Linked DNA regions of Homo sapiens: all the other regions are linked to region 3. A link is a contact called in ENCODE Hi-C or POLR2A ChIA-PET data. All regions are on one chromosome and are shown on one strand. The core of a region is the stretch at or near the end of the contact, and the rest is flanking DNA. Distances in the headings are between cores, read along the strand shown.

Region 1 (2,700 bases), core at 162-2,661, 46 kb after region 3:
AGCCTCTGTGTCTCAGTTTCCTTGTCTGTTTAATTGGGAATGATAGCGGTCTGGTGAAGATTAAGTGTATATAGAGAGTGCTAATATCTCCAAACTTGCCTCTTTCTCCTAGCGCATCCATAGCATCCACGTAGTCAACTGCTCTATTCCTTGTCCCCAAAACCCCTGGGACACTCAGGTCTCCGCTTTCCTACCTGAAGTGTCCGTAGCCTGGAAGGCTGCAGGCTAATGCAATTCTTCCTTTCAGGTGGTTAGATTCCTACCCAGCCTTTCAGACATGCCTTGATGGAAGGTTTCTGTGATGACCTTACATAACCCACAACAATCTCCTCTCTGAAGTCCTACAGCTCAGGTACCTTCCTGAAGCCTCCCAAGCTTCCCCATATGAGCGCTCCTCTTGTCTATAATCATTTGTCCCATGTCTGCCTTCCTCTTCTTTGTGCCATAAGCTCCCCGAGGTCAAGTCTGCTGTTTATTGAAGCATGGCCAGCTCACAGCACTCAGCCAGGTATAGGACAGGCATCGAGAGATAGACACATGGAGACAGACAGACAGACACACAGACAGAACACATCACCCATTTGACACACACCTTACCTTGCCAGTTCTTTCTTTACAACCTTTATAGGCTGGCCATGCTGGTCTTCAGTGGACCAATCACTTGGCAAGGAGAAGGCGAGTAAAAGAACAGAAGTGGAATTTGGAAGATGTGAAAGCAAAGATGAGAAAAAAAGAAAAGATTGGGCAATTTTCCCAAGGTAAAGGATCACTAAAATGTGAGTTGGTGGCCGAGTCTACACCAGAGTTTCCAGACTGACCCAAGGGAGTGGGATGTGTTCAGTGTCTAAAAGACACATGTACATGACTTGGGAAAGTTGCATTAGGTAAATAAACAAGTGACGATGACATAGGAGCACCTAGAATTTTTTTTATGGTGAGAAAACACTCCCTTCTCCTCCTGAAGTCTCTAGCGTTCGCTGACTTGGTTGACAATATGGCTGAGGTAGGGACAGGGATTCTGAGTAACGAGCACCTCTTTCAACTTCCTGGTTCTAGCCTTAGCCCTCAGGGCATCAGAAAGATTCTTGCGTTCAGGGAAGCATCTGCCTAAAGAGTCCAGCAGAGTTCATTCTCCTAGCTCTGAGGTGCAGGAAGAACTTGCATGTGCCTCTGACTTCACTGGCTCTCCCCAGGCATCTGGGTCAGGAAAGGGACATAAACCAGTGGCATCCCTTGATTGTCCCCCTTTTGATCCCAACTCATAGTTGTGAAGTCCATAATTATTCCACAGAGGGGCAGTCCTGTTTTTTACTTCCCTAACTACGTGCTGGTGCATTGCTCTGAGACGCAAGAAGGCAACTCCTAGGGAATGTGTAAATAATGCCTGTGCTCTGATTGATGGCTTTGTTTGCAGCCAGAGGAAGTTGAAACTGGGGCCTCTGACCCTGGCCTGGTCTGGCTTCTTCCTTGAAGCCTGCAGTCATGAGCAAGGAAATGAAGGATCACTTCCTGGGGATAACTGGATCAGGAGAAAGCAACAACAGCCAAATGCATAGTTCCCTCTCACTGTTTAAATGGGGAGGTGGCAAGATTTCCTGGGGTGACCCTGGCTCTATAATCAAGTGAGCTTTATTAAATGGCCGCATGGAGCATGTAAATTCTCCCAGCCCAGCTTATATAACACACTTTGTGAGAGGCGGAAACCAGTTCGAATTTGAACCTCTGCAGAGCCCTGCCTGGTAGATTTGCAGACAGCGGTGCCCATGAGACATCTGAAACTTTACGACTACATATTTAAGCATTTATGAGACTTGAACTGTGTTCCATTAAAATGGAAAAAAAAACTGCAAGGAAAAAAATCCTGAGACTTCCAGCAAGGGTAATTAGCCCCAAATGTTTCATAAAGGATTTGATAGCATTCTGGTTGTAAGCCCCTTTCCCCGGTCTGTCATAGGAGAGAAAGAGAAGAAAGAAACCTATTACAAATTCACCATTACTTAAAAAAAATCACATGACAAAACCAAGCAGCTGGACCCAGGTTTAGAAGAAGACTAACCATACAGACCCTATCCCAAAGTGACATTAAAATTTTACTGGAGAGAAAATATTTAAGATATGGACTTGGTTGTTTTTGTCATACCTACCAAAGAAATCCCTTCCTTTTTATGCCCCTGTTCATTCACTCAACTTCTTCCCTTTTGTTTCTAAGTTTGGCACTAGTCCGGCTGGCTTAGTGCCTTCCAACCTCCCACCAGGCCTGGGTCTATTTCTCTGTTACTCCCATTGTACTGTTGCTGGTGGAGAGACCGGAGGGGCGATCACTGGAATAGGAGATGTCCACGTAAAGCCAGTGTTAATCCCTGCCTAGGTGACATCACATAAATATGGCTCAACCTGATCACACTGAACTCCCCATGAAGAGGGCCACACCACAGGGTTCCCATCAGGCTATGTCTGGCAAAGACTCAGCTATTCCGTGTTCTTCATTGGAAGGATAAGAAGTTGCTTTCTATCTGACACTGTGTGCACAGACAGAGAAGGCACGTATCATTAGAATGTATTTTTTAAGCCTTTCTTTTTTACGGAAGGAACTTTCAGAATGATAAGTCAGCAAATGAGGCAGCATTAGTATGCAGAAATAGCTACAAATATATAACAGAAGAGTTTTCTATCTAATGTCAGGGAAAACACCTTGAATCT
Region 2 (3,051 bases), core at 240-2,739, 33 kb before region 3:
GCAAGGATGGCCATTAGCGTCTTGACAGCCACGTGTCCCTGAGAGATTTTCTCAGGCCTGAAAAACTGTCCAAAGCAGTATCTTTCTTAGGATACGTGATTTCAGCCTTAAAAAGGGAAGAAAGTCCGACACAGGCTACCCCGTGGGTGAACCTTGAGGACATTACACTAAGTGAAATAAGCCAGTCACCAAAGGACAAACACTATATGATCTCACTTATACGAGGTCCCTAGAGTGGTCAAATTGATAGAGACACTAAGTAGAATGATGATGGCCAGGCAGCTGTGGGAGGGGAGAAATGGAGTTATTGTTTAATGGTCACAGTGTTTCCGTTTTGCAAAATGAGAAGAGTTCTGGAGATGGATGGTGGTGTAATAGTGACTATCCTTAAGGCCCCAAAATTTTTCTTAGACAATAATCATGTGATGTCATTGTTGAGACTAGCAGACTGCCTTAAATAAGAAACACTAGCTGTTATCCACAGTCTGATCCCTTGTCCATCCCAGGAAGAGCATTGATGAAATAAACAAGTCTATCTTGTTTATTCCAGTACAATGTGAACCAAGTACAAGGTGAATGTACTTAACACTACGGAACAGTACACTTAAAAATAGTTAAGATGGCAAAATTTATGTGAGGTATATTTTACCACAATTTCCAAACATTTTTAAGTTAAAAAAAAAAAGCAAACTTTGGAAGCAGAAAAGGAGAAACTGCATTTGCAAGATTTCGTGGATATTCTGTAACTGGCAGAAGCTTGAGGAATTGACACGAGATATTAAATTTTTTCCTTGATGTTTATCTACTCTTGCAGCAGAGGGGGTGCATAGGATGGAGAAGAAAGACAGTGTGAGGGATCTAATAATATTCTGAGGAAAAATTTAGTACCCTCACAACTTTCGTTTCCTTGTTTTTCACAAGACTATGTGCTTTTCAGTCATCGTGTACAAAACAAGGTCTGATACGTTCTCTACAAAGAACTATTGATGGTGTGTCTGTGTGAATTGCCCTAGCATTGGTCACAGCCAACTTCTGTGGGACCCACTGCCCCCGTTCGACAATACACTCCAGTGTGTTTAGCCATTTATGAAAGGTCAGAAATCAACTGAGAAATGGGCTAGAGTCAAAAACATGTGGCCCTATAAATATCAGAGTCAGACAGTCTATTCCATTTTCCCCACTCTTGCTTTCACCCCATCTCACTTCTCTCTTTCACTCACTGGTGAGGTTCTCTGCGCTTGGCCAGCACCTCGGACTGTGAAGTTACACAGGGAAGGCAGTGGCTGCAGTCTTCATCTGGTGGCCTCGCTTTATGCCCATTCTGATCCCATAGCACCATTATTAGAGTTTGGTGTTTGTTTTTTCAAAATATCCTTGTACAGTTTCTGGCTACACAGCTCGAGCAGTCCAGCCTGCGATGTTCTGCTTTCTTTTAAGGGTTTCTACTTCCCATTAGTGGCAACCCTGCCTTGTGATCAAATTTGACGCCGACGGTGTTTCCTGAGCTGGGGAGTTTGCAGATCTGATCTGTCAGCGGGGACTGAGAGCAAATCGGGACATTCATCATGACTTTGGCTGCCAAGCTGGAAGACTTTGAGCTGACACTGGAGCACCTGCTCATGGATGTGTTTGTAAGTAAAGGCTTTTCCTATTCCAGGCGCAAGAGAGTCTCCCCTGCCACTCCGAAAGTCCTTGGGACCCTGTCCCCATTACGGAATCTCATTCTGATCTGCAACTGTGCAGTTCCCAAGTCCACATGATTTATTCTTACTCATGTGCGGTCAGGGGAGAAAACCGTAAAGTTCCTCAGTGCCTGAGTGGCACAGAATAGTCCATGCAGATTAAATAGTAGAGATGTGGGTTTAGAATCAAGTCACTTGCAGAAATCTGAATGAATAGGGTGAAGAAATAGAAACCATTTGCCAGAAGAGATCAAAGCAGCTTCAGTAGCTATTCCCTGAATGAACCACATTTGTTTGTTTATGAAGTGACCATCCCAGAAAAAAAAGTGGGGAGGGTGCTCAAAATGCTAATTTTTTTTTTAGAGGATGCTGAATCTAGGATAGAAGCATGAACTTCACTGTCCCCAGAATTCCAGTGTGTGGGTCCCTGCTACTTGGAGAGGCATTCAGTTACCAAGAGTTCCTCAGGAAGTGATTTTGTGGCCTGAGGCTGTTTGAGAGATTCTCTGCTAAAGAAAAGAGCAGCTGACAAGGACACTTCTATTCCTGTGATGATTTTAGCGATGCAGGCTTTGAAAACTGCAGGGCACGCACTGCAACCTTCACATCATTTCTATCTTAAACCAACCACACTCTTTCTTCCAGTACTTTTCTCAGGGTTTTCTGTTGGCCACGGGTCTGTTCGTTCTGTGTTGTTCATAGGGGTTTAGGGAACTGCAAGACTGTGAAATACACAGGTGGTAAGGCAGCTGAAAGGTCTTCTCGATCCAAGAACAACACTGCGCTGCCCCCGGGAAGGCGGCTGTGAGCTGTTACCTTTCCAGGACCCGCCAGTCTGCGTCTCGCAGCTGGAGAAGGCTATGGAAGGTTGGCGCTTTCTTTATAGTACATCACTGAGTCCTTTTCAGGAACCTTTCAGGGAATGGTGTGTTTTGGCAGACGTGAGAGTCTGAGGCTTTTTTTTTTCTTTATTAATTTAAAATTTGTCTTCAAATTGAGGCAACATTGTGCTGGCAGAATTCCCAGAGGGAATCGCCCTTCCCAGGGCTGGGTGTGGGGCTCTGGGCGACTCGCATTCATTCTGACCTTCGTGTTGGAAGTTATGCCTGGAGGAGGAATGCGTCCAGAAGGGAGAGCGTCCTTCTGGGTTTCCAGGGATGGGAGATTCATGGCCAGGGTCATGACTTTATGAGAAGTATGAGTAGAAACTGAACTGCAGACAGGGAGGTTTCTTGGACCACTTCCTCTGCCTGGCTGCCACTGCCTGGGATGGTGGGGATGGTGGCTGATGGCTGTGGAGTCACTCTTGGGGGTGATCTGTGGCATGCCAAAGTGTTGGTGTGAGTTTGGTCGTATTGGAGGAAACGAA
Region 3 (2,748 bases), core at 84-2,583:
GGCACAATCTTGGCACACTGCAACCTCTGCCACCGGGGGTCAAGCGATCCTCCTGCCTCAGCCTCCCAAGTAGCTGGGATTACAGGCATGCGCCACCATGCCTGGCTAATTTTTGTATTTTTAGTAGAGACAGGGTTTCACCATTTGGTCAAGCTGGTCTTGAACTCCTGACCTCAGGTGATCCGCGTGTCTTGGCCTCCCAAAGTGCTGGGATTACAGGTGCGAGCCACCATGCCTGGCCTACACTAGATCTTTATTAAATTAAATAATCAAATATCAACATAGTTATGCTGTATTTTCTCAACTCCCTGCTGAAATTATTTTACAAAGTTAAGATTTAATTCCTCTCTATTGAGGGCTGATGTTTAGTGTCATTTTGTTTTGAATGAGCAGCAACCTATTCTTGGCCTGGACTGGGGCTGGCCATGTGACCCGAGACTTAGGCAGGACATGGAGGTGGGTGGGCAGGACCCAAGGCCAGGCATGGGAGTTTGCTGGGGTCAGTGAGCCTGCAAGCCAACCCACAGACAGGCTAAAGACTCATGAATCCGGTTAGATGTGTCAAATATAGCTGGAGAATCAAGAAACAGGTGGAGACCAGAGAAATCAGAGGAGAAGAAACCAATTTAAAGCAAAGGTAGAAGCAAGTGTTTGTAGAAACCCCTTGAACCACTGGCATAGCTCCAGGCATGTCTAGGCATAGCCTGGGCTATAGGCAGAGATGAGGTGGTTAGGATGGTATCTTAGTATCATCTTGCTGAGAAAGCCAGCAGAAGAAACATCTATAAGCACGCTTCTGAGGCTTTTTCAAAATGACCATTGAAGATCTTGTTCCTTATGTTATTCAGTGCTTTTTATATATTCCACTCCGTTAATTCCTTTTAGAAGATAATAAGAAGTATGTGATTCAATGTACTTACCTTTTTACCTTTGCTGCCAGGAAACTCAAGCTAAAGTTGAGGCACAACCTCAGTAACTTGCTCATTCTGGATGTCTTTTCATACTTTTAACTTATTGTTTTCTTCTTTTTTTCTATTTTAGATTACCCTTAATTTTCTAGTTTACCCTCATATTCCATGTAAATATGTGCACATATTTTGTGCCTTTGCCAAGCAGCATGGAATCCTATAACCTTCTCTTCTGTGTGTGTTACTTTCTGTAAGGGAAACCAACACAATGGAAACGTAGCCCATTGAGAGTAAAAAATAGAACAAAGTATGCTACTTCCCTTCTCTTGGCAGAACGCATTGTCCCAACAGGTGTATCAAAAATGCTTCAAGGTAAGCCAAGACATGGGAACATTGTGCTCTGAGCAAGGTGGTTCTTTTTTCCCAGAAGGGAATGAATTCATTTGGAATGTTAGGCCCTGACAGAACAGAGCCACTCCATTCCACTCCATTGTGTCCTGGGAGTACACAGGGACTTGGTGCAGCCCCTAGAGGCAGTGGCAGTTTACAGGCATTCCTGGGAAGAACAGAGGGGGTCCCGTTGGAGGAAAGCAGGTGCACACTGTCCTGAATCTCCGCGCCTGATGCCCACCTTCATACAAGCTGCAGCTATGCCTGGGGGATGACAGTTCTGCAGAGTCCAAACTCACAAGGATAAGGGCTGGAAAAGAGGCTTTGCTGGTTTTCTGTTCCCACCAGGATGTTGGAAGCCTCCTTTTTGTCCTTTTCACTCTACGCTTCTTTTTTCTTTTCCTTTCTAAATGTTGCTGTCAGTGTACTCAGCTGAATGCTATCAGATACACAAATAACAATAGCTTCCTGGGAACGATTTGCTGCTGTGGGTCATGGGCCAGTGCCAAGAAGCCCAGGCACGCCAAGCACAGTGTTTTAGGAAAACCGCGGCTTTCAGAGAGCAGCTTCAGGATAATTGTTCAATTCCATTAGGGATTCTGGCTCCGAATGCACCTCGGAACCTGGCCCCAGTGTCTCCTCCAGGGGAACTTAGAGGTCCCCCACTCCATACCTTGGCTGGCTTTCTTTTTGATTTGTTTAATTTTCAAGAACCATCATTACTGGAATCTCGTATCTGATTGCGGTGTTCATGGAAAGAAAAATGGGAACAAGGGCTGAGAGACAGTGAGGCTTCCAGGGTGATCAGGTTGACTCGCAGAGGGAGAAATAACAGATTCCCAAATGCGGATTCTGGCACTTACACGTTTCTGAGTTTCCGATCTGGAGATCGGAGAGGTCACCGTCCTAGGGCTTGTCAGCCTCGCCAGCCTGCTGGGGCTCCCATTGTTCTGCTCAGAGTCCGGGAAGCAGATCCTGCTCCCTGATGACAGCTTCAGGCCGAGATGTTCCTGCAATGGAAGGTTTCCCGGGCAGGCTTTGCTTCCATCCTGGAGAGAGTTAACCAGGTCAGCCAGGGTCAAGGAGCAGATATCAAGTTACATATTTTCCTCCCTCATTTCCTAGCACACTCCCAGACATGCTCCACAAGGAAGGCCAGGAAGGAAGCATACCCGCCCAACAGACAAGACAGGCCAGGACCCTGGAAAGAAGAGGAAGGCACGTCTCTGGGCCTTCTCAGTCCTTACTTCCTCCTCCCTCCTTGTCCCACATTCCCCTCTGGATGGGTCTCACTCTCCAAGAAAATGGCCAGGAGCAAATCCAGGCAGAGAGGGAAGTTACTGAGACCCAGAAGCACAGCCAAGAATAGAAAGTACCTTTAATGAGCTCTTTCTATGTGCTTAATCTATGCAGCTGTTTTCTCCTCTGATCCTCAGAGCAGCCCTTTGAG

The links. A loop is a pair of places that touch in the nucleus more often than their neighbours do. ChIA-PET counts read pairs that join two places held with the same protein, here RNA polymerase II (POLR2A). Pooled maps may share reads with other maps.
Region 1: a loop to region 3 is called in a map of endothelial cell of umbilical vein, with 4 times the contacts of the local background. The contact joins the enhancer-like site here to the promoter of FRMD4A-AS2 in region 3. A Hi-C loop is called at or near these places in 3 of 168 maps with a recorded cell type or tissue (GM12878, endothelial cell of umbilical vein and ovary), 2 of 37 single-sample maps with no recorded cell type and 7 of 50 pooled maps. POLR2A ChIA-PET finds 5 or more read pairs at or near these places in 6 of 52 experiments (BJ, OCI-LY7, WTC11 and 3 more).
Region 2: a pooled map shows a loop between it and region 3 (1.9-fold over the local background). The contact joins the enhancer-like site here to the promoter of FRMD4A-AS2 in region 3. A Hi-C loop is called at or near these places in 4 of 168 maps with a recorded cell type or tissue (CD4-positive, alpha-beta T cell, CD4-positive, alpha-beta memory T cell, naive thymus-derived CD4-positive, alpha-beta T cell and 1 more), 1 of 37 single-sample maps with no recorded cell type and 6 of 50 pooled maps. POLR2A ChIA-PET finds 5 or more read pairs at or near these places in 8 of 52 experiments (A673, AG04450, GM12878 and 5 more).

Annotation. Positions count from the first base shown.
Region 1 is chr10:13,944,647-13,947,346 of GRCh38, reverse strand. All of the region lies in intron 2 of FRMD4A (FERM domain containing 4A), which reads left to right. Among named protein-coding and RNA genes, the nearest start is that of FRMD4A-AS2, 46 kb to the left of the region's middle. RefSeq lists an enhancer at 866-1,366. Within about 2 kb of position 1,411, at least 5 of the 41 ENCODE cell types and tissues checked have a DNase peak (open chromatin) inside an H3K27ac peak, as active enhancers do; they include endothelial cell of umbilical vein, where a contact is called at or near this core.
Region 2 is chr10:14,022,934-14,025,984 of GRCh38, reverse strand. The region is part of intron 2 of FRMD4A (FERM domain containing 4A); the gene reads left to right. Among named protein-coding and RNA genes, the nearest start is that of FRMD4A-AS2, 33 kb to the right of the region's middle. Within about 2 kb of position 1,489, at least 4 of the 41 ENCODE cell types and tissues checked have a DNase peak (open chromatin) inside an H3K27ac peak, as active enhancers do.
Region 3 is chr10:13,990,165-13,992,912 of GRCh38, reverse strand. It overlaps FRMD4A-AS2 (FRMD4A antisense RNA 2), which reads right to left and starts at 1,333. Exons shown (of 3, transcript NR_199003.1): 1 at 921-1,333. The region is part of intron 2 of FRMD4A (FERM domain containing 4A); the gene reads left to right.